Regions from separate parts of the Homo sapiens genome. Here region 2 is linked to region 1. A link is a loop called in an ENCODE intact Hi-C map of the cell type or tissue named here. Cell type or tissue: ascending aorta. All regions are shown on one strand.

Region 1 (5,000 bases):
CAGAGCAGAAATGGTGAGGTTTCCCAATACCCCCATCCCCATGTGAACTCTTGGGCTCAGCAACATCTCTAGCTGCTGAAAACTGCGAGCACTTACTAAGCAAACTCCTCAGATATGGTACTGCCTGAGGGCTAGAGCAGGCGGTATTTATAGTCTCTTCTCCAAAGAAGCAGTTAGAGATGCACCCTGTGGGCTGCCTCCCTTCCCACCTATCAAAGCAGTTCATTTCTTAATTTATCCAACAAATACTTAGTGAGAATCTCCTAGGTTCAAGGCATTGGGCTGGACACTGAAACAAAACAAGATATTTAGAAGTGACACAGACACAGCAAGTCCAATATTTCCTATTTTGTTTACAAAGATTCGTGCACATCCAGAAAGAAGCATCACTATAGGTAATCGTATATGTGCTGACCACTACCATGGATTGAGCACTTACTGTGGACCAGAACTCTACCAAGCATTTCCTCTATGCTACTTTATTAATCATTATGGCAACCTTATGAGGAGATATTATCAGCTCCCATTTATAGATGAGGATTTAGAGACAGGGAAAATAAAAGAACTTTTCTGAGGTCACATAGCTGGAAAGTGCAGAGGTGGGTCTGACTGCAGAGCTCTTACTGTTAACCTCTGGGATACACCAGATCCTTAAATCTCTTAGCACTCAGCAGCGGAGGCTGATCCCTGGTTCGGTTAAGGGCCAAATCTTTCTTTGCATCCTCCAGGGGCTGCTCAGCTGACAAACTAGCCAGATGGGACCCAGAGAAAGAGACAGTCCAAGCTTCCCAAGGAGCATGTGGTCCCAAAGGTGGGGCAGAGCTATCTCCCAGGCCACTGCAGGGCACCTCACCCCCTGGAGACCACCCCAGATGCTTCCTTGGAAATTCTGACTTCAGGGTCTTAAATAGTATTGGGGCACTATTTCTGGAAGCACATGTGACAACCAGAAGAGGTTCTGGTTTTCATTCTTAATATAAGGGCCTTGTTTTTAAAATGGAAAACCCAGAGAGCTCAGTGGGTCATGGAGTAGAAACAAGGTTCAAAGGTTGGAGGAGAAGGGCAAAAAAGGAAGCAGAAATTTCAATCCTAGAAAGCTGTTCAGGGGTGCCAAGCCAGACCCTCCAAGATGAAGGAAAAAGATGGAATTTGGGGACAGCATACCCTCTGGAAGATCTCAAGGGATTCTACCTAGCCTAGTTCCAGAGCCAGTTAACAGCCCTTCACCCCGGCCAGCCCTGGATCTTTCTGTCAGTCCCAGTTTGGCCTTTTGGAGCCCTGCAGAAATCAGGCCCACCTGTCTCTCTTGCTGCATACGTGCAATCTTGGAGATGGCAGCCAGTCTCATTCCCTTAGGGAACAGAAGGGGTTTCAAAAAACAGAAAGGATCTCTTTACTTCTCTCTGAGGTCAGGAAACATGCCCCTGTCTGTGATGGGTTTAGGAAAATAATAGCAGTAACTCCCCCGTGCTTTAGTCTCCGAAGCCAATCTAAAGAAATCCAGGCAAAGGATCCAGGGCCTGAAGTAAACCCACACTCAAAAAATTTTCATTAAGAAGAGTTTGCATGTCATAGCAATTGGAAAACCCAGGACATAAAAGCATTTCTTCAATGTCTGTCCGACTACAAAAAGGTAACAAAGTCCCCCTTGAATTTTGGGGGGTTCAGGCTCAGATTCTACTCCTTCATTCCTCTACTGACCTCTGAATTGCAGGCGTCCTGGAAATCCTGTCCCACTTCAAACACCAAGTGGGCCTAAGAGAGTTGATTTTCTGAGCCCAGAGAGATGAAAAATAAATGTCAGTGACTAAGAAAATGCGGGCAGGGTCAAGACAAAATTCAAGGGGGACTTGTACAGTGGAGAAAATTCTTCATGCTGGCAATGCTTTGGCATGCTTTGAAAATTCTTCATGCTGGCAATGCTTCTGATTCAACAGCACACGCACCACAGCATCTGACCATTTCTGTGGTCCACAGGCCATGGCTCCCTGGACAGAGTCCTCGGGGCCCTGAGCCAGCCCGAACTTGGAAGAGAGTTCTTCCTGGCAGTGGGCTGCCGTCTCTGAGCTCTGCAGTCAAAAGCCACATGGGGTCATGGCAAATCCAAGCCTCTTGACCCCTACCTAGAAGCCTCAGCTCCCATCTGGGACTCAAGGAAGACGGGCACTGGGCTTCCGCCACCCTCTCTCTAGCCAGCTCAGATCTCTGTTGCTGGCGGGTACCCAAAGAAGGTCTCTGGTTTGCAGATAAAGGACTTTGTTTGGGTCTCAGGAGTCTCTTAAAGGGTGTTCCCTCAGGTCAAATAACATAACACGTTTTTTTCAGGGAAAGGGGTGTCACCCTGAGCCCAGGGCAGCACACAGCACCCCCATTCCTATCGCCTCCCACTCCTGGGCTAGCACAGGCTGCCTTGGACAGGGTGTGCCTGCCAGGCTCCTGCCCAGTCTCTGCTGGGACACCCGCCTGGCTGGGCTACCCTCCCTCTGACCCTGTGTGTCTTATTTTCTCCAAAGAGCCTTGGACAAGGAAGAGAGATGGTTAGAAATCACTTTTTTCCCAAGCTTGGAAGCTGATGAGGGTAGAGACGATAGAAGGAGGAGGAGAAGTATTTGCATCTCTTCCCTTTACCTCAATTAATCTCTAAATCCAGTTGCGAAAGATGTTCTGAGATGACGTCCCGGTTGTTCTCAGCCTCCTTCACTAGCCCTGAGTCTGAGCCCCGCCCATGAGCCCTACATCAGGAGCCAGCACAAGTCTAGAGCCACCCACTTTCTCAGTGGGAGGAGTCTGGGGACAGAGGAGTCTCTATCCCTCACAAGAGGCTTATTTGATGCTCTTAGATGATTTTTCTCATGGGAAGAACATCTTTCTCCTTTAAGCACCCAGGGGCCCCGGCCCCAGCTCTGCCCTCCCTATACTTCCGTATGCTATTCCCATTTATTTTTAATTTCATCTCAATCTTCTTTTTTTTCCCATCAACTATGATTTGAAATTTATTTTGAGATCAACCCCTGGGGCCAGAGCTAGGAATCAAGTGGTGCTGCTGGACAGTGACCTAGGGACTTAGGTCCCATCAAAGGTGGTGGCTTATTTCTTAAGCTGGTTCCCCTCTAGGATTAGCACAGAGGTGTCTAGTGCAGGCTTCCCAAGACTTTCAAACTAGAAATTTGCAGGTGAGACTGACAAGACAATATGGGTGATCCAGAACTATCACTGAGCCCCAGGAGCATTGGTAGAAAGCCTGCTCCAACAACCACAAACCGGGTTTAAGGCATACCCATACATAGGGCCTTTTCATTTATTCATTGGCCCCCATCAGAGCCCTCTGTTCCAAATGAAGAGCTACCGAGAGCAGGAGCTCCATCTTTATCATGCACTATGCAAATGTGCAAATGTTAATGCTTGCTTGCGGGATGTCTCACCCACACAGGGAATTGCTGCACACCTGCTCACAGGGCCTGTGCTAGGCGTGTGAAGGAGGCACAGCGTGAGAGAGCGAGAATCTCTCCTTCAGGAAGCTCAATCTAGCGGGAGACGCAGGGCCATTCCTGAGCCACTGACAGGAGACAGAGGGGTCTTGGTGCTGTAAGTGAGGGATGAGGAAAGGACAGGGAAGCCAGAGAGGTCTCAGAGGAGTTTCAGGAAGGAATTAGGGAGGAAGTAGAGTGTGATCCATGGGTGTGGTTGGACACGAGGAAAGGGCCATCATGGCAGAGGGGGCAGTGTGAGCAAAGGCCCCTGTGGTGCCAGGTGTGGGGGATGCTGGATCTGAGCGAGGACTGGGGAAGGACAAGAGAATGAGTGTGAAGGGGAAGGCAAGCAGAGCAGCTGAATGCCAAACTGGGACAATAAACTGTTTCCAAATGATAGTGATGTGGGTCCTTGTGACCCTCCCTTAAGGAAGCTGCTCACTGCCTTCCTCTGCATCCCACTCTTGATAGCATCCCAAGCCATCCAAGTCCCCGGGTGAAAGGGGCCCAGCTTTGCAGCCCCAGGGCAGCCAGGTCCACTCAGAGCAGCCCAGAGTGCATACCTGTCTTCTCACCCAAGACACCCGGACGGTGGCAGGCTGGCAGAAATGATACTCCAGGACCCTCCTCCCGGGGAACTAATAGCCCAATAATCCCACAAGAGTCACTACTGTAGAACAGCAAAAAGCCAGCAAAACTGAAAAACAAACAGGGATGCTCTGGCGAGAGCCAAGCTGCTCTTTGGGCCCTCAGATTTGGGGTGTACCTGGACATCGTCTCCTGACTTACTCATTTTGGCACATCACAGAGCACACAGCATTGAGGCCCTCTACCCCACAATGATCCCCACCCACCACCTCCATGTGACAGTTCGGTTTCCTGTTCAAACTATTGAGGCAGCTCCAGCCCAGACCAGAAGGAAGCCGACAACATGGGAGTCTGGTTAGCAGCGCCTTCCACCCAGGCCCACCCCACCTGCCCTGAGCACCGCTATCTCTCTGAGTGATTATGAAGTCAAACGGCTCCCTTCCCTATTGCTGCAAACAAGCCCATGTGGGCTGTGAGACACCCCAGATCCAGGAAGCCCCAGGGCTCAGCTGACAGCTCAATTACCGTGGAGCGTCTACCCCCACCCTCCCTCCACCTCCTCCTCAGCCTTTTATTGCTTTTGGCAGCCTAGCAATGGGGGAGCCTCAAGTCAAGCTTGTTGAAAGTGCAAAAGGAGAGAAAATTGTTCTCATCTGAATAAATAGAGTCAGCTGTTGCCAGAGGGTGACATCTCCCCAGGGTGAGTTCCCCTAGACCAGGCAACCCCGTGTTGGGCTTAGATGGGCACTTGAACACAGGCCAGCGATATCTGGGTGACGCTGGAGAGGGCTGCCAAGTGGATGCTTCGTGGCTTTGGAATGCCCCAGTGGGAGGTAAGGGGGCAGGGGTTAGAAGGATTGGATCAGGAAGGAACACCATAGGTCAGCACACACTGGTCCTTCCACATCAGCAAGGGACGGGGAGGGGACAGTGGGCCCCAGC
Region 2 (5,000 bases), 170 kb before region 1:
TCGTGTGTGTGTGTGTGTGTGTGTGTGTGTGTGTGTGTGTGTGTCTGTGTTATCCTCTTGAAAAATGTTAATGGAAGTCTTGGCTAAACTTACACTTAAGGGTGAAGAGATGTTTCTACACATTGATCCAGATGAGTGGAGAAATCGGAGCGTTCCTAGGGTTTAAGTAAAGGGAGAGAAATACTCTCAGCATACTTGCTGGCCCCTTTCCATGCACACAAGGTTGAAATTGGAGTTTGAGGGAAAGCAACTGATTAAAAGTTTATACACTTATCCCTAACAATTTGAAATCTGGAGATAAGTCAATATCCTTAAAGGTAAGAATGGACCAGGCTGTTTGCAAGAATTTAATGTTCCCATTTTTTTCCTTTTTTTTTTTTTTTTTTTTTTTGGAGTTCAGTAGTTGCAGGAATAATGATAGTTACCATTTACTATGTGCCAGTCTTCTGAGACCCTTTAAATGGATTGTCCCATTAAATCTTCCTTTACCCCTCATTACCCTTGAAGGAGGTGCTATTTAATCCCTGTTTTACAGATGAGGAAACTGAGGTGAAGGAGAATATGTAATTTGCTCATGGTCCACAGCCTACATTCTTCAGTATGTGCAGGGAAGACCTGGTGGGATCTTCACTATGGGGCCAAAGCAGGTTGGTTCAGTTTCCATTTGGAGAGCATAGGTGGAGTCAGGTGGTTTGAGGGTCATTTGTGGTGTATCAGTCAACCAGCAATGAATAGTACGTTGTATTTTCCAGCCTACAGTTTTGTCATCCTATGGACAATTCCTCTCAGAGGAGGAAGAAAAGAGGGGTGATCAGGGAGAGTGCTCGCACGGGGACAGAAGTGGGTGGATTTGGAATTAACGTGAACAGCCGACATTTCACTTCCATACAGAACTACACTGGGATAATTTTTAAAAATTAAAATTAATAAAAATTCTAAAACTTTGCAAGGATAAATTAAAGGAACTTGGATAATTTTGCTACGGGCCAATGAAGCCATAAAATTGGTAGAGTTTGCCAAGATGTGGAATATTTTTTACTTTCTTCCTAAAAGAACTCTAACATAAAAACCATCTGGTGTCCATATTTCCCAGATCAAGGCGGGGTCTAGGTAGGATGAGGCAGTGAATGGAAGAAGCACTGACCCAGAGGCAGGAGAATGGGTCTAGGCCCATCTTGAAGAAATAATTTTATACTTCCAGCCTCGGCTTCCCTTCTGTAAAATAAACCTGTTGGATTACCTCCAAAGTCCTTTAAACAGTAAAATTCTATTACTCTCTAACAAGTTTGCTCAAAGAACACATAAGTATTTTTTAAATAGTAAAAGGTTATAGAAAGTTAATTTTTGAGTTCATTTTCCCCTGAGTCTGGGCCCTGGCTCCGCCTCTCACCAGCTGCCTCTGCTGCTGTCTACAAAAGCCTGAGGCAGGAACCCACCTCTTTCTTAAATGGCAGATGAAATTGCTCCTCTTGAATGAAGACAATCAGTAGCTACAAGGTAATGGTGAGAGACTGTATACCTAGGAAAGGTTCCCTCCCAGCATGGACAGAGAACTAGGAAAAACATTGGGAGAGTTTAATACTTCCTTTAATAAGAAAGGAAGTATTTTGGAGAAATCTTGACTGGAAAGCAAATCTCCCTCTATCCCTGAAGTCTTTATCCAGGAACAGTGTTCAAGAATCTCTGTGTTGCAAATGTGGAATGCAGTTTTGGTATTCTCCTGCCTCGCATGTATGTTTCATCAACAGGCCGGTGACCAGCTCAAAAAGCCTCAAGTGCTGCCCAATTTCAGGACTGCCTGTCATTTCTACAACCTATGACTCTAGTTCATGCAGCTGAGTTCAGCATGGCCGTGGCTAAACACTGAGTCCTGACATTTACAATCCACCGCTGAGCTTCTTGGGCAAAATGAGGCCCTTTCTTTTACTCACACGTCAGTTGCTTTGGGGGACTCCCAAGACTGAATGTTTTCTATCTGCCATTTCTCCGCAGCTTGGCTATTCCCTGCTGTTATCTTTGGCTCTGTTGCTATGGGCGGAATATTTTTTTGTCCTAGCTTAATAACTGCTTAGCTGCCAGAGGTGCTCATTTCTCATTGTATTGGTGGAGGATTAGCGGAGATGTTTGGGAGATATTTCCTGTATTAAGCAGCAGGGGAGAGCTTGCTGGGCCGATGCCTTCTTTTGACATAGCGTCACACTTTTCCTTTTTTCCACTTTCTCTCTTGGAATGTGCTGAGGCCAGTTATTTGCATCCAGAGCGGCAACTCCTCCCTGACACTTCGCAGATCTCCATCCCTTTTCCAGGTGCCCTTGCAGAAACACTTCTTGGGGAGGCTGTAGTGAGTCCCAGGCAATCATCTCGGTTGGTTTTCTTTCATAGTTGGGGCTCAGCAGTGTCCTGTATCACCAACTTACTTTGCAGGCTTAATTGCCTGGAAACCTATTCCATACTTCACATTTTTTTACAATTAACTCACCAGCCTTCTATTAGAGCCACCATCTCACCCACAATTAACTTGAATCGGGTAATCTGTATTGCCTGAGAGTATAAGATACAAATTTGCAGCTCTGTCCAGAACTCTAACTGCTCATAGATTTTTGGCCCTTGTGTCTGCTTGGGACAATCCTCAAAAGACTGAGAAAAGCTGTCTAGAAAAATTATCAAAGGGAGACAGAAATCTATGAATTTTTGGTTCTTGGTCAGATTGCGATAGAGAAGAATAAATGCTAACAATTTCACTGGAAGTCATTACTAAGAGTTTGGTGATGTCACAGGGATGTGACACAGCCTGGCCCGGGTTTGTCTTTTGAGGCCACCTCTTAAAAGCTCTGGGAATTTTGGTGAGTCACTTTGCCTCTCTTCCCCACAATTTTCTTGTCTATAATATGGGGATAGTTCTGACTCATAAAGTTGTTGTGAGGTGTAAATTTTGGAAGATCCTGTAAACTATAGACATAATATTCTTAGAATTAGGTGAGAATGTATGTGAAAACATTTGCAAACTGCAAAGAACTGTACAAGTGTTAATAGCTGTAGGTCCTACAATGAAAACATAATAAAATTTTTTATCACACTTCAAAGTGTTGGGAGAACCATTTTCTCCTTGCAGTGGGTATTTATCCTTCTGTTAAAATACGATCTTAATCGCTTCCTAACTTGGAGGAATCTCTCACTGTTTGAGGCACAGCCCACCTCCTGCCTGCCAGGTGCTGTGTCCCCAACCCAGGGCATGGAACTAGGGCATCATAACCCAGGCTCAGCCAGTCAGAAGCAGATGCTCAAGGCTTTGTTCCAGAAGCTGGCTGTCCAAAGGAAAGAGACTGCAGCAAGTCCATTCTGGCTGTAGGAGGATAGGGTTGACCATAATGTCTGGTTTCTGGACACAGAGTTGGTAGCAGATCTAGAGTGGCATCTGTCATTCACTCTGGCATTCATCATTCACTCTGGCCAGCTTGGTTGCTGTGAGCAGTGGGGGGCCATCGTGCCTTTAGTTCAGTGGGTGATTTGGGGTGTCATTCCTGCTGCCTTACCTCCCAGCCTGGCTTTGTTGACAACGCAGAGATTCCCTAAGCTGCCCCAAATCCCTTTATATAAAACTGTATTATGGAAAATTCCAAACATACAGAAAATTGAAAGGAATAGAATAATGAACTCCTGTGTATCTATCACCCCATTCCACAATTAATATTTTGCCAATTATTTTACCTGTTTTTTGTCCCCCTCCTCACCTGTTTGGTTTCTTGTTTTCATTTCTTTTCTTGTCTTGTTTCTTTGGTTTGGTTTGGTTTCTTATTTTTTGCTTTGTTTTGTTTTTGTTTGTTTGGGGGCATTTTTTTGTTTGTTTTTGCTGAAATACTTTAAAGTAAGCCCAAAATCTCATGTTATTTCACCCATAAATATCTCAGTGTGTGTGTGCCTTTCTAACTGATAAGGACTGTTTTTACCATAACCATCATGCCATTTTCCACCCACCAGGATTAACAGTAATGCTCAGTATATCCCAATATTCATTTCTGTTCACATCAGCAAGAAATGCTTTCTCTTTCTTATAAGACCCTGACTTACATACTTCTCTTATCCATAAAATAGATACTTCTGCCTCTGAATGTTTTCAGAAGAGTAACTTCTGCTCCTCTCTCTCCCAACCTTGTGGAGGAGTGACCTGATGGCTAAATTGAGAATAGAACTGCAATTCATGGTTCTCTCTCTGTAAGTAACTGTCTGCCCACAAAGCAGCTGTGTTCCACCCGGCTTCAGCTTCCATGGGCTGAGCACACTGGGTCAGGCCCGAGGCCCACCTTGCAGGCTGAGTCTGGAGGAAAATCTCTGTCCTTGAGGAGTGTGAGGAAGTGATTCTGAGTAAACAGAGGTATTCTCTAAATTCAAACTGTTCCTTAATACACGCCAACATGAGGTCTTGGAGTAAAGCCACTCATCCATCCTGCAGTCTCTAATGTTATCAGCCACATCGTTGATCTTCTATCTCTCTTTATTTGATTTCAGCACTGGGGAGATTATTTATAATTTAGGGAAGAGGAAGAAAAAGCAATATCATTTATAAGCCACCAACTTGAACATACACAAAATAATTCAACAGTCATTGCTACAAAGCAAACACACTGTTAAGGACCAGTGACACACAAAAGAGTAGAGCAGCATTCCTGCCCTAAAGAGCCATCAGCTACAGCTGTGACAGGCCCAGGAATCGCAGTGAAGTGGAAGCTACCCTACGGGATGCTGGGAGCACAGTGTGGGAGCAGGTCCACAGAGGTAGGGCATCAGTGAGAGCAAGGAGGACGCAGGCATCCCACGCAGAGAAGAGCCATGTCCCAGAGCCAGGAGAAGGCGGCAAGGAGCAGTGAGGGGCTTGGTGCTGTCCAGGGACTAGTAGAGGAGAGAGAGGCCAGCCTGGGTGAGGAAGAAGCCCTTGTGCTCATCCAAGAAACTGGAGATGCATTTTAAAAGCAAAGGAGTGACACTAAGGTATACAAACAGAG

The links. A loop is a pair of places that touch in the nucleus more often than their neighbours do. Peaks named below come from ENCODE experiments on the same cell type or tissue, not always from the same donor. Only the 100,000 strongest peaks of a DNase experiment are listed, where the experiment ranks them.
Region 2: it touches region 1 in a loop (3-fold over the local background); 1 of 110 quality-filtered maps calls a loop at or near these places.

The regions. Positions count from the first base shown.
Region 1 is chr11:130,606,948-130,611,947 of GRCh38, reverse strand. No RefSeq gene overlaps it. Among named protein-coding and RNA genes, the nearest start is that of MIR8052, 57 kb to the left of the region's middle. In ascending aorta, no CTCF peak of the experiment used is centred here; DNase peaks (open chromatin) are centred at 2,017, 2,397 and 2,677; H3K27ac peaks cover 4,788 bases.
Region 2 is chr11:130,779,915-130,784,914 of GRCh38, reverse strand. It overlaps LOC105369576 (a long non-coding RNA gene), which reads left to right. Exons shown (of 4, transcript XR_948197.4): 2 at 536-647; 3 at 4,093-4,212. Among named protein-coding and RNA genes, the nearest start is that of LINC02551, 80 kb to the left of the region's middle. RefSeq lists an enhancer at 2,011-3,210. In ascending aorta, no CTCF peak of the experiment used is centred here; DNase peaks (open chromatin) are centred at 1,934 and 2,791; H3K4me3 peaks cover 823 bases; H3K27ac peaks cover 1,895 bases.